2 separate regions of the Homo sapiens genome follow, and region 1 is linked to region 2. The links are chromatin loops, found by intact Hi-C in ENCODE. Cell type or tissue: gastrocnemius medialis. All regions are shown on one strand. Links, peaks and the distances in the headings refer to the core of each region. The heading gives the core; the rest is flanking DNA. Region 1 holds the start of LOC105374903 (a long non-coding RNA gene). Region 2 has its middle 60 kb from the start of LINC03055.

What was found. A loop is a pair of places that touch in the nucleus more often than their neighbours do. Peaks named below come from ENCODE experiments on the same cell type or tissue, not always from the same donor. Only the 100,000 strongest peaks of a DNase experiment are listed, where the experiment ranks them.
Region 1: a loop joins it to region 2, with 9 times the contacts of the local background. A loop is called at or near these places in 8 of 110 quality-filtered maps.

What each region holds. Positions count from the first base shown.
Region 1 is chr6:6,886,478-6,898,482 of GRCh38, reverse strand. LINC03055 (long intergenic non-protein coding RNA 3055) reads right to left here. Exons shown (of 3, transcript XR_926430.2): 2 at 7,023-7,130; 3 at 1-260. LOC105374903 (a long non-coding RNA gene) reads left to right here and starts at 8,129. Exons shown (of 3, transcript XR_926431.3): 1 at 8,129-8,213. RefSeq lists an enhancer at 10,744-11,379. In gastrocnemius medialis, for the core only: no CTCF peak of the experiment used is centred there; DNase peaks (open chromatin) are centred at 4,562, 5,162, 5,572, 6,122 and 2 weaker places; H3K4me3 peaks cover 1,148 bases; H3K27ac peaks cover 7,874 bases.
Region 2 is chr6:6,819,780-6,831,784 of GRCh38, reverse strand. No RefSeq gene overlaps it. Among named protein-coding and RNA genes, the nearest start is that of LINC03055, 60 kb to the left of the region's middle. In gastrocnemius medialis, for the core only: no CTCF peak of the experiment used is centred there; DNase peaks (open chromatin) are centred at 5,314 and 6,444; H3K4me3 peaks cover 1,011 bases; H3K27ac peaks cover 6,186 bases.

The sequences.
Region 1 (12,005 bases), core at 2,042-10,041, 66 kb before region 2:
GGGTGTCCTAGCTATTGGACAAGAAAACTATATTCATTGGAAAAGTTTGTCTTTTGCTCTAAAATTAAGGCCATGGCTCTCTAGTTTGTAAATCAGGCTCTTGGTGAATTTCACTGGCACGAATTGATTCGCCGGCACCAACTGACTCCCAGGTGAGCTAGACTTGATGAAGTTTCTGCGAGACTAAGCAAGAGATCTTCAACTCACGATGATCTCCTCAAGTGCAGTCTTCTGAGTCCCAGTTGAATCCACCAGCTCGCCTGCTTCATTATGTGGTATGAGAAGACATCTGATTAGAGCGTCCACTGAAACAACACCCTCCCCACTAGCATCTTCCATTTGAAGAGAGCTTTGTAATCATCCAGTCTAATCCCTGCCCCATTAGAAGTCCTATGGGACCTAGTGGTCACCTAGGCCAGCAGTGAGCTTGTGACCTCAAACTTTATTCTCTTTGGGATAACTCTAATTGTTAAAATTCGTTTTTCTTTATTTATTGAGCTGAAAATTTTCAGTCTGTAAGTTCATTTCTCCAGAGAAATGAACAGAGTAAATCTACTTCACCCACATGAACACCTTTTGAAATATTAGACTTGCAGGAATTATATACAAGATATAAAAAATTCTTACAGTGAATTTCTCTTTTCCCTAACCATTTAAGGACTGTTCAGTTTAAGAGAAGAATGTGACTTTTGTATTGTAGGCAGAGGGTTAAATTTGACTGGAACAAGAGCAGAGTTTAAGTGTTTTAACCTTCCATTATGTGGTGACTGTCAGGAACTGTGAAGGTTCTGAGATTTTACCCTATTTTCAAAGTTAGCAAGTGAGCCTGCCACAGTTTCAAGATGCTGGCAGAAGACACAAGACTCCTGGTTTAGAGATAAAGGACAGTTTACTACTCACAGCAATAGCAGTAGCCTGAGTACCACCATTTTCTTGTGCTGGTTCCCCAAACCCCAGTTTCACAGGGCAGGCAAGCAGGGCCAGGTGTCAATTCCACATACAGGGTGTGTTACAGGAGAGGAGCCCTGAGTTTAGGAAACCCCAATCTTTTATTAAGGGCGGTAAGTAAACCTGCCAACCTTTGCCTGGGGAAGACATTATCTTTATTATACTGGACAGCAAACAAACCAGCCCTTTGCTCCAGAGGAAAGCACTATCTCTGTCTTCAAAGGCCGTTCTCTATGCAAACATCCTTGCAAAGTTTGGAGCAGAGTTAGTGCTTCTGCATGCAAGAGAATCAGAAAGAAGAGAGACTCCTGCCTCCTGTTAGCAGCCACCTTTGACTTCATTTCAACTCTTCCATACAAATCTTTAAATCACCTAAACCAGCGCACTTATTTTTATAAACCTCCTACCAAACCAAAACTTCATGCCAAAAGATACAGGAGCTAGAAAGAAGAAAAGGGAATGTGGGCCTGAATTAATTCATTATTTCCCTACTAAGTTTTATTTACAACTTCCTCTATTAAGTTCTTTTCATTCACATCCAAGAGACTGTTTCTCCTCCATATAATGCAGATTTCTAGAAGGTGATTTCTAGCAATGCATGAATTCAACTGAAATCGTATTATGGACTATATGAAAACTAGAAGTTTTATACAACAAAAGATAAAATAAAGCATGCTATTAAAAGTCAAGTGAGAGACTTGGATAAAACTTTATGACTTTTTTTTTAATAGACCAAAGATTAATACCCAGACTATTGCTCCTGTGTTCCCTACTGCAAAAGAAAACCAAAAACAAACAAACAAAAAAAAAACAGAAAAAACCAACAAGCCAATAGAGAAAGGACAGAGGATCTGAATGAGTAATTAGAGAAAGGGAAATAAAATGGCTGATAATCTTATGGAGAAATGTTTAACCTCAAGCAGTCTTCAGATAAAACCAAGTTTAGAGAATGAGATAGCCTCAATATATTGGTAAAGACGTGAAAGACTGGTAATTGCCAGTATTGGTGAGAAGGTTAAAATAAGCACTTTCTTTTTTTGTTGTTTAATTTAATTTTTTAAACTTTTATTTTAGGTTCTGGGGTACATGTGAGGGTTTGTTACATAGTAAACAAATGTCAGGAATGTTTGTTGTATAGATGATTTCATCACCTGGGTATTAAGCCCAGTATCCCATAGTTATCTTTTCTGCTTCTCTCCCTCCTCTTACTCTCCCCCATCAAGGAGACCCCATTGTCTGTTGTTTCCTTCTGTGTGTTCATAAGTTCTTATCATTTGGCTCCCATTTATAAGTGAGAACATGCAGTATTTGGTTTTCTGATCCTGCATTAGTTTGCTGAGGATAACAGCCTCCAGCTCCATCCGTGTTCCCGCAAAATACATGATCTCATTCTTTTCATGGCTGCATAGTATTCCATGGTGTATGTGTATCACCTTTTCTTTATCCAATCTGTCATTGATGGGCATTTGTGTTGATTCCATGTAAAATAAGCATGTTCATTGTGAGGGGCAGTAATGTAAATTGATACAGACTTTTTGGAGGCCAACTTCTTAGCTGAATCTCGTGACAGTGCTAATTTAATATTGTTGGTAATGGTAAACTATTGGCAATAATGTAAGTGGCCATCAACAGGGGAATGGCTAAATAAATTGTAGTATGTCCATAACTTAAAATATAGCCATACAGCCTTTTCTCTTTTCTCCTTACATTTCCTGTGACAGGCATTTTTAAAAAATGTATGTATTTATTATTATTATTATTATTTTTAGACACAAGTTCCCACTCTGTTGCCCATGCTGGAGTGCAGTGGTGTGGTCATGGCTCACTGCAACCTCAAACCCCTAGGCTCAAGCAATCCTCCCGTCTTAGCCTCGTGAGTAGCTGGGACTGTAGGCATGCACAACCATACCTGGTAAATTTTTTTTATTTTTTGTAAAGATAGGGTCTCTCTATGTTGACCAGGCTGGTCTCAAACTCCTGGCGTCAATCCTCCAGCCCCAGCCTCCCAAGGCACTGAGCCACTGTACCTGGCTGCCATGCAGCCTTAAAAAGAATGTAGTCTATTTATTGATTTGAAATCATCTCTGAAAAATATTGTTTATTAATAAAAGGAAGTTTTATTAACAGTACTTGTAATTTTTTTTAAATCCAAAACATATTTCTGCATGTAAATGTGTAGGTATATATATGCATATAGAAAGGCATGGAAGACACACACCTAGCTGCCAATGTTTATTAACTCTGAGGAGGAGCGTGGACTAGGAGATGGGGGGGGTGTGGGGCATAAAGGTTTAGTTCATTATTCTTCAGTGTTTATTTTTTTTCTGGAGACAGGGTCTTGCTCTGTCACCTAGGCTGGAGTGCAGTGGTGCAAATTCAGTTCACTGCAACTTCCGCCTCACGGGTTTAAGCAATCCTCCAGCCTCAACCTCCCGAGTAGCTGAGACCACAGGTGCACGCCACCACACCAGGCTAATTTTTGTATTTTATTGTAGAGATGGGGTTTTTCCATGTTGCCCAGGCTGGTCTCAAACTCCTGGGCTCATGCGAACCACCCGCCTCGGTGTCTCAAAGTGCTGGGATTATAGGCGTGAGTCACTGTGCCCGGCCCAGTGTTGATTGCTTTAATCCAATGTGTCACTATATTGCTTGTGCGGTTTAAAAATAAAAAAAATTGTACTGCAGCAAATCGATTTGGTTATTCTGTAGTAGTCACATCGTAACAAGTTCCTTATGGGCCAGCAGTGTATAACTCTGGCTGAAAAAAAGAAACAAGTGGAATTTGGGCTGGGCGCAGTGGCTCACGCCTAGAATCCCAGTATTTTCGGAGGCCAAGGTGGGTGGATCACCCGAGGTCAGGAGTTTGAGATCAGCCTGGCCAACATGGCAAAACTCCATCTCTACTAAAAATGCAAAAATTAGCTGGGCGTGTGGCGGGCGCTTGTAATCCCAGCTACTCAGGAAGCTGAGGCAGGGGAGTTGCTTGAACCCGGGATGTGGAGGTTGCAGTGAGCGGAGAGTGCGCCACTGCACTCCAGCCTGGGCGACAGAGAGAGACTCCATCTCAAACAAACAAACAAAAAACAAGTGGAATTTTAAAACAACTACATGGGAGAAAAAAGTAGGATTTTCATGAAATCCTCCCATTTTTGCACAGCACCGAGCTGTCTGGTTTTCTGTGTCTAGAGCTTCCTAATGAAAGAGAGATAAACACATATTGAAATCAAGGGGGAGATCAAGGATGATTAAAGAGGAAGAAATGAAGATATATCACGAGGATACCACAGTAATTCCAGGGATTGAGGAAGCCAGAGTACATAACGAAGAGACGTTATGCACCCTTAGTGACGTGGGAATGAAGGTATCACTAAACAGCTGCTCAAGAAAGACCAGAAGTTCTCAAAGTGTGGTCCTGGACCAGAGGCATCACCATCACCAGAAAACTTTCTAAAAATGCAAGTTCGCAGACCCCGACCCACACCTGCTGAATCAGAAACGTGGGGGTGGGGCCCAGCAAGGCTTTAGCAAACCTTCCGGGGGATTCGGATGTGCATTCAAGCTTGAGAAACATGACTGTAGACCAGCGCTTCCCAGCACTGACTACGTACGAGTCACCCGGGAGCGTGTTAAGCAGCGCGCTCTGATTCAGCAGGAGAGGCCAAGATGCTGCCGTTCTCACCAACGCCCAGGTGAGGCTGATGCTGCCGCTTCTCAGGCCACACGTTGAATCACTTTTGAAGGAAGGTTGAGTGAGCATTCGGTGACTGCAGGGCTTCGTAAGGAAATAGTCAAGGAAAACACAAATAGCAGCATCAGTTTATCTCCATCGATATTTTAAAGGATCGGAGCAAGAAAAATGCTGCTTTTAGTGGTTTGTTGCCTGGTGTTCCACGGATGTTTCACCAACAGCAATGCCTTTGCATATCTATTACATGCTTCCTGAAAGCCCCAAGCATGACCTGTGAAGCACTCCTCTCTGCAGACGCAGAGGCTGACGCTGGCCCATAGAGCTATTTGCCTTCCAAGGTCACAGAAACCTTGGACGGATCGGGCTGGCAAAGGTCTCCTGACTACCCGGCTGGAGCTCTTTCTGCAGGCCGCTTAAGGCTGTCCTAGTCAAGCCACAGTGGGAAGTAGTGACAGAGAGCATGAGATTGACATTGCTGTGCCTCAGTCGTAAAAACCGGACCAGCTCAGTCTCCAGGCTCACTGGTGAATAATAGGAACCTTTATCATCCTTTCCGTCAGAAAGCATTTATTTAAAACCCCTTGGCTAACTCACAGGGTGAGCTGGCCTGTCACACACCATCACATGGTGTGGAAACTGGCAATTAAATTTAGCAACCCACCTCGGCAAACTCAGACTGAGATGTTTACTGGCCAGCCCAGCCCAGGGGGAGCCAGGGGCTTTCATTCCTAAATCAAGAGGTTTCCAGAAAAAGTGAAACACGGCTTGGGTGGGTTATGCTGAATTATGAGCACCTGTCCCCATCAATAACTTGGCGTCCTCAAAATGCTACTGCAGGACTCTGAGGTCCAAGAATGCCTGTCCTGTACACAGCTGAGGGACGGCTATTGGCCTCACTTGCAGGGCTGCCGCTCAGAGAGGGGGAGATGCCGAAAGGGAAGCGCTTGCTTGCTCCAAGGACAGCTTGTTTGTTTACTGACTCTGGGGACAGAGAGAGACAACATTAATCAAAGAATAGATGTCATTTCCCCTCCACACCCTGAGAAGAGTGCTGCAACTGTGGCCCGTGGTTTATCTGTAACAATGTAGGTGAGCCACTTCAGTGCATTTCCATGATGGCAAACAGCAAGGTGGGCATCCTGAGGAGTGAGTTTCCCGGTTTACAGGGGGCAATCAGAATTATGGCCTGGATGCAGTGATACAGCAATGCCTGTAGTCCAGGAAGCTGTTCTGTTATAAAGGTCTACTTTCTGGAACACCCTTGGGGCTGCAAGCTAGCAAAAGTGGAGTTTGTGTGCATCTTCCGGATCCAGCGGTGTGAGTTAGGATGTCTCAACAAGAGGGGCTGCCATTTGTCATCTTAGCCAAAGACTCAGCCAGAATCCTACTCTTTAGTGGGGCTGGGGATGTGATGGTGAGAGAGAGGTAAGAGGATGAGTCTTGCACAAGCTAGACTTGTTAGTCACAGCTTTCCCAACCCTTGACGTGCCTGGTAAATTATAGCTGCCCAAGTGCAGTGAGGGCTTGTCTTCAACGTGGGCCCAGATCTGCTGCTGTGGGCAGAAAGGGAAGGACCCTCGCAGCCCTACAGGAAGGTACCAGATACCACTCTTCCTGTGTGTGAAAGCACCTGCTGCTCAGATTTAGATAAATGTGTTTCAGCTCAAGCACACCCACAGGAGTATCTGTTCTCCCACCTTACACAACAGCACCTGACAACAGAGAACAAAACTTGAAGTGTCGTAAACCGGGCCCTGAGGGGAGGAAAAAGGCTGGCGGATATGGGAGCTACCCCTGCTCAGAAATGAAGGGGAGTGGCTGTGTATTCTTCTGAATGTATAACCCTAGTGAATTTCCAGTAATGCTGGGTGATGATGGAAGGGCATGGAAGCCTTTAAGGCTGGTAAAACCGAGCTTGCCAAGCCAGGTTCTCACATGTGCTGTCATTAAGAGTCCTGGCAACCTGTTAGTGTCTACCCTGCCCCTTCCAGGTCCCATCTTTATCTCTGCTTTCCCTCCTTCCCTTTTTCTTTTGCTCCTTCTTCTTCTCTCTTGTTTCCTCTCCCCTTTTTAGACCTAAAAACAGTGTCTCCCTCCAGACCTTCCTTCAGTCACTGGGGCCCCTGGGCTAAGGAAATAACTGGTCCTCCATGGGGCAGAAGAAACAGGTCAGGGCCAACACTCATGTGGCCTTGAGTCTAATGCCAGCATGACCCGCTGTGTGGGTTGCTGTCTATTTTCAGTGCCTGGTTTCTCTCTCTGTAAGATGGAGATAATGGTCCTCCCTCTCCCTGCCTTCACAGGGATGATTTCAAGGACAAGCAAGATCATGCTTAAAAGCCCGCCTCGGGGGAAGGGCTGGGTGTTATCAGGATTGTTCATTTACCTTCCAGAGTCTGCTGATGTTTTTACTCGTGTCTTTCTCATCTTGTAAAGCAGGTTACATCCTAAGAGTTGTGTTTGGCTCAAGGTCACGCAAGGTTGGGTGTCTCAGCTGGATTTAAACAAAGAACAATTGAGTTCCTAATCTACGGCTCAGCCCATTGGACCACAGTGACCTCTGGTCTCTTGTACCTGGAAGCCCAGCCCTGCTGGAGGAAGTAATGCGCCTGCTCTCCAGGTGATGTGGGAACCTGTTGTGCCGCTGCCTCCTCCCCCAGCAGCCAGGTGGAATCCAGCTCTCTCTGTGTCCCCAGCATGGCACACCTGCCTAGCACAGCCTGCCTTGCAGAGCAGGTGTTGGCTGTGAGATGCTCAGTCTGGCGAGGGGAGTCAGAGGACGCAAATCTGCTTGGGGGATTCAGAAGTGATGGACAGGCCCCAAGTGTGAGATTTCCAGGCTAATTAAAAAGTTTCTCTTCTATGAAACTTTGAATTTAATTAGTTTGCATATGGGGCATCTAAAATGGAAATACCAGGGAAGCAGAAATGCCAAACAAAAGTGGAAAGATCCCTTCTGAGTGGGGGACGACCCCAGCTGCTGTGGCTGCACTGTGGTGGTCGTTTTCCTGGATTGCCCTGCTCTGCTTTGGACTGCAGGGCTCTGTCTTCTGAGAACTACATTTCCCAGGTCCCCTTGCTCCTGGCTTCTGGCTGGCCTCCACCCAGGGAGTCAGTGAAGATAAACCGAAGGGCTAGCGGACGGGAGATTCAGGGCGTTTCTCTGTCTCTCTGCAGCCTGGTCAGGGTCCTTGGCACTGGTCCTCTGTGGCTGGGTGGCCCTTCCCTCCATCCTTCCAATTCCTACCAGATAGTGCAGGATTCAGGTTCAGATAACATCCCCTTTCCAAGCCCAGAGTGGGTAGAAACTTCTAAACTTCTTCCTGTTATTTCTTTCTGGGTTGCCTCACTGCCCCTGTTTGACTTTTCAGCAACTCCAACGTCTTTGCAACCAGTTCCCCATGTTCCATCCCCTCTGCTGAAGACCTAGGCTGGGCACTGTTTTCCCAACTGATCTGTAGCTGGAATCTCTGAAGGCACGTCTGTGGTACACACGAGGAGCCTGAAACTGGGAGAAGCCCCTGGACCTGCCTGTGTGAATTGCATTAGCAGTGGGACAGGACCCAGCTCTCCCAGGGTAACTTAGAGACTCCTGTGGCTGTGCTTCCTTGTCGGGTGGGGGGCACTTTTGGTTTAATCTTAAAAAATTTATAAGTAGGGTAAGAAATTCATAATAGATAACAGGGTGCACAATAAAAACCTCAATTTTCCTCTCTCTGAACCCTAGTTTCCCAGAATTGCAGATAAGAGATTACAGGCTTGTAATATTTAGGACTTCTCAGGCCCTGGACTGGAAGTTTTTCTCATCTTATTTTTGTTACTCACAATAACCTCACGAGATAGAAACGTTACAGGAGGGGAAACTGAGGCTCTGAGGCAGAAAGCAATGTGCCCAAGTATGTGCCTAAGCTAGGATTCGAAACCAGGTCTGCCTGAGTCCCAAGCCTGGGCTGTTCCTGCTATACCCCAGGAGACCATATGCTGTTGTCCACTGTAATTATCAACAGTGCCCTTCACTCTCAGTCTGGTCTCAGAATATGGGTCATGTGATCACGCTGGCCATACCATGCTATGCCTTGGTGATGGACAAACGTTGGTGATGCAGCTTCCTTGATAGTTGAGGCCTGGCCCTCCATTACCATAGACATCATTGGGTTTAAGGACAGCCTTCACACTTTGGTAGGCAGTTCTTCTTGGCTTATGATGGGGGATGTGGACAACCACATGAGCTCCCCTTCTTCCAGGGAGCTTTCCCTGACTTTCACAACTCCCAGGATCTCCTGGTCCATGCTGCGCTACTGACCTCTTTTAACTTTATGGGATTATTGTTCTAATTTATTTTCTCTTTTAAAAACTATGGTAAAGTGCATATAACGTAAAACTTACTGGCCGGGCGCAGTGTCTCACACCTGTAATCCCAGCACTTTGGGAGGCCGAGGCGGGTGGATCACCTGAGGTCAGGAGTTCGAGACCAGCCTGGCCAACATGGCGAAACCCTGTCGCTACTAAAAATACAAAAATTAGCTGGGTGTGGTGGCGCATGCCTGTAATCCCAGCTACTTGGGAGGCTGAGGCAGGAGAACCCCTTGAACCTGGGAGGCGGAGGTTGCAGTGAGCCAAGATTGCGCCACTGCATTCCAGCCTGGGTGACACTCCTTCTCAAAAATAAAATTTAAAAAAACCCCACTTACTATCTTAACCATTTTTAAGTGTACAGTGTAGCAGTTTGTTTTTTTTAGAGACAGAGTCTTACTGGCTCAAGTGCAGTGGCACGCTCACAGCTCACTGCAGCCTTGGCCTCCTGCACTTAAGTGATCCTCCCACCTCAGCCTCCCCAGTTGCTGGGACTGCAGGCATGAGCACTGGCAGTTTAGCAGCATTAAGCACGTTCACATGGTCTTGCTACCACCACCACCATCCATCTCCAGAACTCTTTTCATTTTGCAAGACTGGAGCTTTGTGCCAATTGAACACCAAGTCCCTTTTCCCTTCTCCTTCCAGCCCCTGATGACCACACTTCTACTTTGTTTCTACGAATGTGGTGACTCTAGGTATCCCCTGTAAGCAGAATCATTCAGTATCTGTCCTTTTGTGTCTGGCTTATCTTAGCATAATGTTCTCAAGGTCCATCCATGTTGTAGCATGTGTCAAAATTTTCTTGCTTTTAATGCATTCTTTTTTTTTTTTTGAGACGGAGTCTCGCCCTGTCTCCCAGGCTGGAGTGCAATGGTGTGATCTAGGCTCACTGCAACATCCACCTCCTGGGTTCAAATGATTCTCCTGCCTCAACCTCCCGAGTAGCTGGGATTACAGACACCCACCACCATGTCCAGCTAATTTTTTGTTGTTGTTGTATTTTTAGTAGAGATGCAGTTTCACCATGTTTACCAGGCTGGTCTCGAACTCCTGACCTCGTGATCCGCCTGCCTCGGCCTCCTAACGTGCTGGGATTACAGGCGTGAGCCACCATGCCTGGCCAAGGTTTGTTTTTGTTTTTGTTTTTTTTGGAGATGGAGTCTCGCTGTGTCACCCAGGCTGGGGTGCAGTGGTGTGATCTCGACTCACTGTAAGCTCCGCCTCCCAGGTTCATGCCATTCTCCTGCCTCAGCCTCCCGAGTAGCTGGGACTACAGGCATGTGCCACCACTCCTGGCTAATTTTTTTTGTATTTTTAGTAGAGATGGGGTTTCACCGTGTTAGCCAGGATGGTCTCCATCTCCTGACCTCATAATCTGCCAGCCTCAGCCTCCCAAAGTGCTGGGATTACAGGTGTGAGCCACCACACCCGGCCCCAAGGCGTTCTTAATTAAGTTTTATGTTAATGCTCTAAGGGTGAGTACATCCTTGTGGCTTTTGGAGTGTCACACAGTGTGGCAGTATATTTGACTGCTTAGTCAGTATTAACAAGTGAATAATGCAGATTTGACATTTTCTAGCACTTGTAGCTGCCAGAGGAGTGAGGCAAGAGGCTTACAAGTTGAGCGCAGCCCCCAGTCAGTCTGTGACCTGGTCTTTTGTGGCATCATTGCTTTCAACTACACTTGTACTTAAGTTTATGGCATAGATTAAGAATTGGCTTTTTGCACTTAATTGAAAAACAGAGGTTACATAGTGGTGTCTCATCAGTTCAGCAGCAATGCTTCAATCAGAGGTGCACGTGTGTGTGAAAGTGTGAGTGTGTGTTTGTGTGAATCACTTTGCAGTGACAAGCTAGATGCAGGCCGTGGAATTTCTCTTCCCATTTACTCTGCCTTAATAGAAGCATTGGTTTAGAGAGAATATTGATATGCTGATTCTAAATTGGAGACCCTCCCAAAAGAAGAAAAAGTCTCGAGTTTCTTTTCCTGTCTTTTTATATGAAGAGTGTTTCCTTCAAAGGAGAACAGGAAAGAAGGTGCTGAATTTGGGTGTGTGGGCTCTTTGCTCGCTTAAGGCCCAGGGAGTCACCACAGCCATGGCTGACAGTGCCAGCTTTCCTGCATGCGGCCGCTGGCCCATGGGTTTCACTTTCCTGTTTTACATTGTAGAAATGGGGACAGAGAGACCGAATGACAGGCACGTGGCCACGCAGCTGATTCAAATAGGGGTGGTCTGGCTCTGTCAACAAGGTTTGTTTAGGGTCTGGTAAGGGGTCACATCTTGGAGGTATCAAGGTGCACTTGGCTCCAATTGCATCTGCGTCTAGCAGGCTGGAGTTTGCTGCGCACCGTGGGCTGGAGCCAGGCCTGCACGCCTCCCTCCCATCTTCAGACAGCAGCTGCCTCTGGCCTTGGCCTGCTTTCCTCTCTTGCTGAAGGAGCCCCACCAGGTGGCCCAGCGTCCTCCATCTGTGGGGTCTCAGGCCTTGCGTAGCCTCATGCCCCAGGAGCTCATCTTGATGCTGGACGTTGCCCTGAGGTCAGCCTGGAGTTCTAGCTGGGCCTGGTGACCCTGAAGCTGTCTCCGCCCAACACTGCTTCAGCTTCTCAGAGGCCCACGGCTATAGTCAACACCAGGAACACTGTCCATTCCAGAAGCTCCCCTGTGTGACTGTGAAGCACATGGCCTGGGGTGGAGGAGGTGAAGATGAGGGTGGATGTTCCAGTTCATCATCCGGGTACAGTTCTCTTCTTGTTACCTGAGCTCTTGTGTGTTACTGAAAGCCAATTGGATGCACATGGAGTTTGAACAAATAAAGAATGAACACTGGGGTAGGGCACTGTCACCTCTAGGATACCATGTTCTAAAACGTGCACGTGCCCCTGGCGTGGTGTGATATGATAAGTCTGCAAAACGAGCTCTTGGTGGGAATGCATTTGGGGCCTTATCAATCAACCCCAAACAGTGTAGACACAGACAGAGATGGGCGTGGCATTGAAGCCAGAGTGTTC
Region 2 (12,005 bases), core at 1,621-9,620:
TCCTTCTGTCCAACCCCGCTGCCACTTCCTTGGTTTTGGCCACAATCCTCTTTTGTTTGGATAAGAGAAACAGTCCTCTAACTGGTTTCTTAGCCACCAGGTACTTCCAGTTTGTAGAAGGACAAAATTATTTCATGTGATAATCATAACAGCTAATGTTTTTTGAATCTCCACTGTAAACTAAAAAATCTAAGAGCTGGCAGGGAGCCGTGGCTCACGCCTGTAATCCCAGCACTTTGGGAGGCCGAGGTGGGCAGATCACAAGGTCAGGAGTTTGAGACCAGCCTGGCCAACATGGTGAAACCCCGTCTCTACTAAAAAATATAAAAATTAGCCGGGCGTGGTGGCATGCGCTTGTAATCCCATCTACTCAGAAGGATGAGGAAGAAGAATTGCTTGAACCCAGGAGGCAGACGTTGCAGTGAGCCGAGATCACGCCACTGCACTCCAGAGCCTGGATGACAGGGAGAGACTTTGTTTCAGGAAAAAAAAAAAATCTAAGAGCTTTACATGGATTTGTTCATTTGATTGTCACACCAACCTCCGGCATAGGATCATAATTTTTATTATCTCTCTTTGTAGATGGGCAAACCAAGGCATGGAGTGCTTAGAGGACTTACTCAGGGCTGCACAGCAGTAAATGGTCCAGGTGGGATTGAACACAGGCTCCCAGAGCAGACATTTATGTTCTTTGCTGGATCCTGGGCCCTCTGCAGGAGTTTCCAGGAGAGCTGGAATTTTGATTTCAATGTATTCTAAACTAAAATTATGAAACAAATTGAACTTGATTGATTTAATTAAATCTTTTTTTTCTTTTTCTTATTTATTTATTTATTTTTGAGACAGGGTCTTGCTGTGTTGCCCAGGCTGGAGTGTAGTGGTGTGTTTGTGACTCACTGCAGCCTTGACCTCCTGGGCTCAAGCAATCCTCTCACCTCAGCCTCCTGAGTGGCTGGGACTACAGGTGTGTGCCACCATGCCCAGGTAATTTTTGTATTTTTTGTAGAGAGAGTGTCTCACCATGTTGATCAGGTTGGATTTGAACTCCTGGGCTCAAGTGAGCCACCTGCCTTGGCCTCCCAAAGTGTTGGGATTGCAAGCATGAGCCACTGTGCTTGGCTGATTAATTGAAAATATGTAGATTAACACTGGTAGTTTCACTTGATCTGTTTGTCAGGTGATCATTCCTATATACGGCCCTGTGAGGAGAGAGGGCATTTGACAATTTGAGAGACTGACAGATAACGACATGCTCACTCATGTTCACTGCCAATGACTTGTCACATCTGCCAATGACTTGTCACATGTAGCTCATGTGCTACAAGGAGGTCGTGGTGTGGCTAAATAAGTGTGTGTGTGTATATACACACACATATGCATATATACATACATATACATATGTAGCATAGCATATAACTGACTTCTATGTAGAATCTTTTCACGTTTTATGAAATGGGAAGTAGAGAGGAAACATGTATTTCAAGTAGAGGTTTATTCAAGGCAAAGCTCTCAGGAGATTTGTCAGATCTGAAGATGCAGATTTGACAGCAATTCCAAAATTTCTGACCTGTTCTGATGAGTAGCTATCAGTAGATATAAGCTATGTAGAAAATCATCTTGAAAATTAAGAACAACTTAATTTGTCTCTTCTCAATACAGATGACATTTTAATAATGAGTGAAAGAATAATTGATTTTCAAAAGAAAGTTATGTTGCAGTGAGAGCATGTTGAAAACAGGTCTTTGAGATTATTTCTAAATCTTGCAGTGTCCTTCCCTCCCTCCCTTCCTCTCTCCCTACTTCCCTTCTTCCCTCCCTGCCTTCCTTCCTCCCTCCTTCCTTCCTTCTCGTCCTTCCTTTCAGCTGAAAATGATATTTATTAAATATAGACCTCGTACCTGCATTCTTTAAAAATATGGAAAAAGAATTTTCTATTCTGCCCCCAATTTGTCAAATAAAAAATTTCAGTGAGTTTTAAAGACATTTGTTAAAAGTATAAAGTACAACAACTTCTGATTAATTTTTAATAATAGCCAATCAACATTAGTGAAGACTGATACTTAACAGCCAAATTTCAATACACCTTTTGCTTAATATGGTGGATAGGTTTAAAAGATACGTACCAATGTACCAAGATCCTCATTTGGACCTACTTATGTTTGTGAGGCACGTCTTTTACTTATGACAGTCATTAAAATCAAATATCAAAATATGACCTTCAAATCACATGCTAAGCCAAGATTTGAAAAAATAACTAAAATTATTCAATCATATTACTCTCATAGAATATTAACATTACATATAAAGCTTTTTTTTTTTTTGAGATGGAGTCTCACTCTGTCGCTCAGGCTGGAGTGCAGTGGCGCAATCTCGGCTCACTGCAAGCTCCGCCTCCCGGGTTCATGCCATTCTCCCGCCTCAGCCTCCTGAGTAGCTGGGACTACAGGTGCCCACCACCACGCCTGGCTAATTTTGGTATTTTTAGTAGAGACGGGGTTTCACTGTGTTAGCCAGGATGGTCTCGATCTCCTGACGTCGTGATCCACCCGCCTTGGCCTCCCAAAGTGCTGGGATTACAGGCATGAGTCACTGTGCCCAGCCTCATATAAAGCTTTTTATATGGTTGATAAATAAAATATTTTAAATTATTAAAATATTTTCTTTAAATTTTTGTTCTTATATTTCCTAATGTTTCTAAAAATTATATAGAGGCAATCATATGAAATTTATAAACAAAGCAGTATTAATGCACTAGTACCACTTGAATTTTTTCCCCCTGACAAAAATGTTTGAAGGCCACTGCTCAATTTTATAAATATTGTTTTTTTTTTTTGTCATTGTCATTCTGCTAGTCAGAATACTTTAAATTTGCTAAGTGCTTATTTCTGCTACCTTTCTGGAATGAAGATTGTTGCTCTAATTAGATGTTTGCTTCTTGTTTTTTCTTTATATATATTACACATATATGTAGTTTGCCTTATTTTCTAAACTTCAAATTTCAGCTCCTTCTTGGGGTATAGCCTTGTTTCTAACTGATTAATTTCCCCCCACTTCAACTTTTCAGTCTTTTCCATTTTCTTTTTTTTTTTTTTTTTGAGACAGAGCATCACTTTGTCACCCAGGCTGGAGTTAAATGGCGCTATCTTGGCTCACTGAAACTTCTGCCTCCTGGGTTCAGGTGGTTCTCGTGCCTCAACCACCTGAGTAGCTGGGACTACAGGTGTGTGCTACAGCGCCCATCTAATTTTTGTATTTTTTTAAGTTGAAATGAGGTTTCACCACATTGTCCAGGTTGGTCTCGAACTCCTGACCTCAAGTGATCTGCCCGCCTTGGCCTCCCAAAGTGCTGGGATTACAGGCGTGAGACATGGTGCCTGGTCTTTTTTTTCTTCTTTCTGTCCAATTTGTGTGTTAGGTTCAGGGAGTACATATGCAGGTTGGTTACTGGGTAAATTGCATGTCACAGAGGTTTAGTGTACAGATTATTTTGTCACCCACATAATGAACATAGTACTAGATAGGTAGTTTTTTGATCCTGACCCTTCTCCCAGCCTCTACTCTCAAGCAGTCCCTCCCTCCCTTCCTCCCTCCCTCCCTTCCTTCCTTCCTTTCTTTCTATCTTTTTGTCTGTCTTTTTGGAGTCTCGCTCTGTTGTCCAGGCTGGAGTGCAGTGGCGTGATCTCGGCTCACTGCACCCTCCCCTTCCCAGGTTCAAGCGATTCTCCTGCCTCAGCCGCCCAAGTAGCTGGGACTATAGGTGCCAGCCACCACGCCTGGCTAATTTTTTGTATTTTTAGTGGAGACGGGGTTTCACCGTGTTAGCCAGGATGGTCTCCATCTCCTGGCCTCGTGATCCGCCCACCTTGGCCTCCCAAAGTGCTGGGATTACTGGCGTGACAGGGTCTGGCTCTATCACCCAGGCTGGAGTACAGTGGCTCAATCTCAGCTCACTGTATCCTTGACCTCCTAGGATCAGTTGATCCTCCCACCTCAGCCTCCGGAGTAGCTGGGATTACAGGCACGTGCCCCCATGCCTGGCTAATTTTTGTGTTTTTTGTAGAGACAGGGTTTCACCGTATTGCCCAGGCTGGTCTCAAACTCCCAAGCTCAAGCGATCCACCCGCCTCGGCTTCCCAAGGAACTGGGATTACAGGCATGAGCCACCACACCCGGCCTCCTTTTTCTTTCACAATATTCCTTTTAAACAATGCAAAACTTGTGTTTTGCATTCTACTTTAAGCATGCCGGGTCGTCTCCTGCCGGGTGGGGAGCCCCCTCTGTCTTCCCTTCTGTGCTCCCACTTTCTGCCTTACCCCGCTGGGTTGCTGGCTTCAGACCTCTCTCCTTCTCTCTTTTCCCTTTCTCTTCTCTCTCCTCTGTCCATTATTCCCACTCCCCTCCGGAACACAATCCAATCTCTCAGGAGTATCTGCGGTGGGAGGAGCATCACAGGGAAGTAGCTGGGACTCATTGATCCAATCTCTCAGGAGTATCTGTGGTGAGAGGAGCATCACGGAGAAGTAGCTGGGACTCACTGATTTCTGCTTCCCTGGTTGGGGCAGTGATGCCCAGCCGGGCGCATAAAACAAAACTGGGCCTCCCGGCTCCCAGCACCACTGGTCAATGGCAGCACTGTGGCCCTAAGCCCCACCCTCAGGCCTTGCTGGGTCCAGCCATCCTGAGCTCAGTGCTCTCACGCTTTTCCCGAGAGATCGTGGAGACCAGTAGGAAATAGCAGAGAAAAACTGAAGTTATTAGTTACGTATGGGAAAATTCGTAGCTGTCTTGTGGGAGGCAGATAATGAGGGACATTTGGATCTTCCAATGTGGGGTCTAAACTTTGTAAATCTCAGGCAAGGCATTGGCTTAGTGGATTAAAATGGAAACCTAAAGGCACCTTGTTACCACGCTGTTTGCTGTAGGGCAGAAAGCAGCGTGCGTCAGGCCAGCTCTGGGTCTCTGCCAAAGGGTTTCATTTCCTGAACCACTAAAACCATTTCCCTTTGAGGGCTGCCCTGTGCCCCAAGCCCCAGCACAGAGCTACAAACAGAGGCTCCAAGGCCAGTGCCCCTCTGGCCACACCTGCCAGTGGAGAATCTGTCCCCATTAGGGGCTTCCTGTGCCCTGCCACAGAGCATCCCCCATTCGCCTGTACAGTCCCTTTCCCCATCTACAGCCTTATGACACTGCCTATCAGCGTCCACAGTCACTGTGTGTGCCGGGGTGGCTGGCTGCAGTGAGAGGCCTGCAGGGGCCCACAGCCATCTGGAGTAGAGGCCAGGTCCTTGGACCTACTTGGAGGAGCCACATTTGGTGGTGTGTCCTTTTGGGATTGTCATCCCTCAGTCTCAGGAGCATGGACGGTCTGACTCACTGCCTGCAGCACACCACGTGGGTAATCTGAGTGCCCGCCGGGCGGGTAGCTGCAGCCCCTGAGCCAGGGCTGCTCTGTTTTTATTCAACTGTTAACACGTCTCAGCTCTTCTTCAATATCAAAATGTTTTCCCATGAACACCGAGTGTAGCATTTTCCCTGTCTTATCGGCCCTAGCAACCAGGAGCCTGGTTTCCAGGAAAGCAGCCACTCGATCCAACCTGGAGAGATCCATTCCCACTCCACTGTTAAGAGCTGGGGCATAAATGCCCAGCAACTGCCGTGGCATTTATGCCCCAGCTCTCAACAGCAGAGTGCGTTTTTTTTTTGTTTTTTTTTTGTTTGTTTGTTTGTTTTTTAGCGGTGGCCACATGATGTCATTCCTAACTGGCCAGCCTTCCTTCTCCCCCGACTCAATGCAGCCCTCATGTCCTCGCAGTCCAGATGCTGGTTTGCAGAATGCTGGGAACACTTTGGGCTCTTTTGTAGGGGGTCAATTTTCTTTGGGTCTCAAAATATCCCTAGTCCCCTAATCCCGTTCCTGGGTTGAGAATGAGTGGTTTGGGCTCCAGAAATGCACACCTGATTGCTGAGAAGCTCTGGCTGGGCTTGCTGGGTAGCCCCAAGAAAGACTTTTTTCTTCCAAGGCGTTCCCTCCTCCCTGCTGTGAAATGGAACACCTTTTGTCTGAATCCCACTTCCTTCGGTGCTGACATGCAACTGTTAGGTGTTTCCCATGCCTGGCAATCACCCTAAGCGCGAAGCTTGGGGGTGCTTTGGTGATCCATGAAAAGGCTGGCAGGCATGTCTTGTGATAGGAAGAGGTTCTGTTTATAACCATATATGTCTCCCCAAGAGAGCTGATAAATAATGTGCTCACTCTGGCAGGGTTGTCTTTCCATAGCTGCCCAGGGGCCCTTTGGCCCCCACTGGCTGCTTCTCCTATTTCAATTTCCATGTCCTCTCGGTTTTGTAACTCAAGGAGCGCCCCTGGCTTAGGAACAGCTGACAACTCCACAGCTCCCAGCAGTGGCACCTGGAGAAGGGGCGGATGGGCACTGACTTGTGGGCGTGCTCTGGGGCACCCTGTCCCCGGCTGTCATGAGTCATTTGCAAGGTGAGCCAGGATGTAAGCTGTGAGGGTGGAGAACGTTTGGTGCAGACCCAGGGCATCTGGCAGGGCCGTGTGGGTGAGTTGTGAGATGGGGAAGAGCATTGCTCCCAGGAGAATCCCACAGACAGCCCTGCCACCACATCCTGATTTTCCATCTCCATCCCTCCACAGAGATGGGGCCAGCCGCACATTTGGGGGCCATTCCCGGCTAGACTCCACTCACATTGCTGAATCAGAGAGCTCAAAGGACCTTCAAAAACCCATCAAACCCAAGCTTTTTATGTTGCAAATGAGGAAACTGAAGCCCAGAGAAAGAGTAATTGTCCCAAATCAGTGTAGGAACCTAACTCCTGTCAGAGCTGTCCCTCCACAGCAGGAGAACTCAGGGGCTGCCCCCACCCCGCGTGTCCTGAGCCTCCACACCTGCAACAGCGGGAGGCGAGCACAGGCTGGTACAGGTGCTGAGGGTGAGTGGGGCGATCAACTGGAGGCAACAGAAGTCATCAGTTTCATCATCATGGTGGGTCCCTGTCCTCTCTTGCTCTGCTGACCCCTCCTGCTGCACTTCCCTGGCCCCTTCCAAAAGCAGTGGCTTTTCCTTCTGGGTTGATGTAAATCCTTCGCTGCTTTAGCCCCAGGAGAGGGACCAGCTGATCCAAGCTAGGGTGGCTGTGAAGAACACAGTGGGGCTGCTCCTGCCTCCAGCTGCCCTGTCATGATGGAGCACCTGGGGTGCAGGGAGCAAAGGGCCGTCCCAGCACAGCCTGCCATCTCCAGGGTGGCTGGCGATGGCTGTGCACGACCATGGCCAAGAAGCTGTTAGGCTCTGATGATCCCGTCACTGAGCGTAGGAGTGGGAATTTCTGAGAAAGCCCCTAAAGGTGGCAGCATGGACAAAAGCTTCTCCCTAGCTTCAAGGGGCATCTTTCCTCAGAGCTGTGGAATGCCACGCATCTGTTTATCTCCCCAGAGTGCCTGCCTGCCGACTGTCTACCTCTGATTTCTCCGTGGGCTCAGCATGCCATTGGCATTTAATCCATTTGAAAAAATAGTAACGTCCAAGCCACCGACCTTCACATAAAGGCCTTGGAGACCCCTGCCAGTGTGTCTTCTATGTGGGGACTGATTGATCCCTGCCAGATAGCCCAGTTGGAAAGGGTAAAAAGAAACAGGACCCCAGTGCCAGGAGCAAGGGACCCGTGGGCCACCGAGCAGGTAGTGGAGTTTGCCCTGCACTCGGCCAGGACTCAGAGGTCACAATAACATGGAACTGGGCCAGGGACTTTGCCGGAGGTGATTAGATGTTTGGCATTTCTGAACCAAAGGCCATGACTTTTGCTCCCACATTTCTGATTCTGTGAACAGGCTGTGCCTCCCCCCAGATTGCCAGGGTTTCTGTCCTCTTCCTGCCAAGGAGTGTCAGGTGTGCTGGTGGATTGGACATTTCAAACCCAAGCATCAGGCTGAAGCTGGGGCCCTCTGTCCCCCTCTGTCTCTTGTCTGTCCCTCAAAGAATCTGTTCCACCATTGTTTGGCCAAGACTTCCCTGTCTGGTGGTTAAGAACTGAGGGACTGGGGTTTTCCAGCCAGTCTGCATCTGTGAGGTTTGTCTTCTTCCTTTTTCTAAAAACTGTGAGGCCTGGTCAGTGGAGTCTAGGCAAAATGCTCTTTTCAGCTAGCACTCTCTCTTTCTCTCTCTCTCTCTCTGCCGCCTTCTTCTTCTTCTTTCTCTCTCTCTGCCTCCTCCTCCTCCCCCTCCTCCTCCTTTTCTTCTTCTTCTTCCTTCTCTTTTTTCTTCCTCCTCTTTTCTTCTTCACAAGCTGTCTATAACTTACTTAATCTCCCCACTGAGCCGATTTTAAAAAAGAATATTTTGTAGAGATGGAGTCTTGCTGTGTGGAACAGGCTGATCTTAAACTCCTGGTCTCAAGGGATCTTCCTACCTCAGCCTCCCAAATTGCTGGGATTACAGGTGTGAGCTACTGTGCCTGGCTTGAACTGATTAAGTTCGGGTAGTTGAGATTTGGAGAGAATAAGGAAGTGGCCAGGGGTGGTGGCTGGCAGGTGGACAAGCCCAGGTGTGATTTCCAGGACTTGATGCTGACACCTGTGGAGGAAGGCTCACCATGAGACGAATGCTGCGAGGATGCTGGATGCACTTCTTCCCTTTTTATCTCTCCAGCGGCCCCGTGAGGAGGTAGCCATTGCTATCCCTGTTTTAGATGATGAAATTGAGGCTCAGAGAAGTTAAGTACCTTCCAAAATCGTCAGGTGGGTTTCTGAGCCATTGTTATAGCAGCAAAAGATATTTTCAGGCATCCTGGACATTGTGGATGACTGGATTGTTAGAGTGACCGTCCGTTCAGGTTGGTCCTCAGCCTTGGGCAAGCCTGGAGGGCTGGTCACCCCATTAGGTGCCCCTTCATGTCTTCCTCTTCTTTTCCCACTGTGAACCTATTGCTTTGATCTTCACAGCAATGCGCTGTTATTTGAGTGGTACCCTTGGGAAATGTAGACAGAGCTCTGGGAGCAGAGGGCAGAACCCAAATCCAGGAGTTGTGAGGATTACAGGAGCAAAATTCTTTGCACAGTGCTGGGAAGGCACGAATGCTCAGTACGTGGTGGTTCTTGTTAGTAGCACAATATGGTCTGGAGGGTGGAAGAAAAGAGGGAAACTGGGAGCAACTGCAGAATTAGGCATCAGGTGCCATGGAAGCAGAATGGCTCCATTTGTTGAGCTCCTGTTCAGGGCGGGCATTCTTTCACTTTCCTGGCTGGCATCCTCATGGCTGTGACTAGGTCTGGGAGGCAGGATGGAGGCCACAGTTTCCAGGTGAGGACAGCCAGGCACCTGCCCAAGCCAGGATGGGGTGGAGCAAGAATATGAATTCACCTTGGTCAGACTCCAAAGCGCTGATTTTAATATTGAAACCCAGCTGTCTTTTGGGGGAAAGGGGATGGGGAAAAGACACAGTCAGGAGGGACTCTGAAAGAACACAAGGCAGGGAGGCAGGAAGAAGCAGAGGGAGAAGATGGAGTCTCTGTGGGAACTGGGGAGTGTGAAGGGGTTTCCAGCCAGAGTTTTAAAGAATGGCCTCAGTGCACTGAGCATTCCTATGTGCAAGGCATATCTCTGTGGTTTCACACATATCAACAGTTTCAAGCCTCCCCCCAAATCCTATGAGGTTGGTAGTATTGTCATCATCACCACACCATCATCATCACCATCATCACCACCATCATCACCATCACCATCATCATCACCACACCATCATCATCACCACACCATCATCATCACCATCATCACCACCATCACCATCATCACCATCACCATCATCACCATCATCGTCACCACCACCATCATCACCACCATCATCACCATCACCACCACCACAACTATCGTCATCATCACCACCACCATCACCACCATCATCATCACCACCATCATCACCACCATCATCATCACCATCATCACCACAAATATCAACACCACACCATCATCATCATCATCACCACTATCATTATCACCATCATCTCCATCTTACAAATGAGGAAAGTGAGGCACAGAGGGGTAAAGAAACTTGTCCAAGATCACACAGCTACTAAGTGATGCAGCTGGATTCAAATTTGTCTTACGGTTAAGTAAGGATGAAAGGACCTTCTCCTTCTCCTTCTCCCTCTTCCCCCTCCTCCCCCGTCATCATGTCCTCTTCCTCCTCCTCCTCCTTTTAAAAAGATAGTCTTTTCTTTAGCTGCAAGGCCAGGTTAGTGGAGTCTAGGCAAAGTCTTATTTTTTAGCCAGCTCCTTTCTCTTTCTTTTCTTTTCTCTAATTAGAGCTGGGAAAAGGTGAACCTTTTAGCCCCTCTGCCACATTGCCTTTTTACTGACTCGAGCTAATCAGGGAGTAGGGCTGCTAGTGGTGGTGGAGAGGGGATTTGGTGACTGGCAAGTGGAGAGAAAATTCCAGATGTGTAGGGGTGTGTGTGTGGGTGGGTGGGTGTGTTGGGGGGTGCTCAGACAGAAGTTGCTCTAGGAAAGTAAACACTTGGATCCTGGAGCTTGAAACTCACCCCATCCCACACCTTTTTATTAATTCTCTAAACCTGTATTGTAACCTTCATGGTTGATCTCCTTTCAGGCATGGGGAAAGTGCCAAGCCCTGAGATCACCTGTTGGCTTTGTCCCAACTCGCTGCTCAGGAAGCAGCTTTTGTGCATCTCTTGCTCCTGTGTCTGATGGGAAACTGGGGCGGGAGTAGCAGATCAGGAGAGAACGTGTGCTGGGTGTGGGTTCCCCGGCTGTGGGCGGGCTTTACCTGCTCCAGCCCTCCTGACCAAGGGGAGCCCATGAGTCACCGGTTCTGGCCTGCCTCACCTGTCCAGCCCTCTCCCCTGCATTGCCCCTGCCACCACCACCTCCTCACCCCATGCATTGTTCATCTGTTTCCGTATCTGTCCCCTTTAACTGAGTCACCACTGGGCTTGTCCTGGGACCAGCCCTGCTGTGAACCACACAATCATGAATGGCCCGCACATCAATAGGTTGAAACGGTTAAACAATAAAAGTCTGGCACCAGCCAAGCTGGATGGTTCAACTTGTAAAGAAACAGAATCAACTGCTGCATAGCAGGGAGTCTTGTTTCAGGTGGATTTCACGCTGGAAGGTTCTCTTTCCGCCAACAAATTAGTGAACTAGATATATACCAGAGCTACAGAGAGAAGCTTTCTCTCTAAAGAGAAAGCATGTCACAGATGAGCTGGTGGAAGAGCGTGAAACGCCTCGAACTACAGCATTGTACAAGTGTACATGTGAACTATGGTTCATCATGGTTACAATAACAACAATACAGAAATCAATCTTTATAGCCCACAGTAAGGTCTCAATGAAGAGTTATTAGATACATTAATAAAAAGTCTGTTTTATGTTTGAAATCTGAGCAATTACAGACCAAGAAACTGAGAATTCTGTGTAACAAAAATATCAATGCTGCTGCAAAACTGATTATTCCAATCTAGATTGGCTTCAAAGGTGGAGCAGTTTGAGGAACAGAAATAGATCATGAAGCCAGGATGATGAATGAAAAGAACCAGCAATGGAGATGCATCATTTAGCAGCAGTTGCCTAAAGGCAGGATTGCTGTGTATTATTGTACAGGTTGTATATGGCACAGCTCCTGAAGGTGCACCTCATAGAGACTGCAATATGCATGATGACCCTGGAGTTTTTCAAAGTGATGGCTCTGGTTTATCCCAATCGTTTAGTGAGGGATGTGTGAAAAGTTAACATCAGAGCCAAACAGTGCATATTATTCGCAGTTTTTCTATATATCTATCTATGCTTACCTTAACTGTTTAGCAAATTGCATACGTAATTCATTCACATGGATTCAGCCTTTTTATGAGAATTATAGATTCACAGGAAATTGCAGAACAATGTACAAGGAAGTCCTGTGTATCCTTCATCTTCATTCAGTTTTCCCCAGGTAACATCTTATAGAAGTAGATACAATATTAAAAC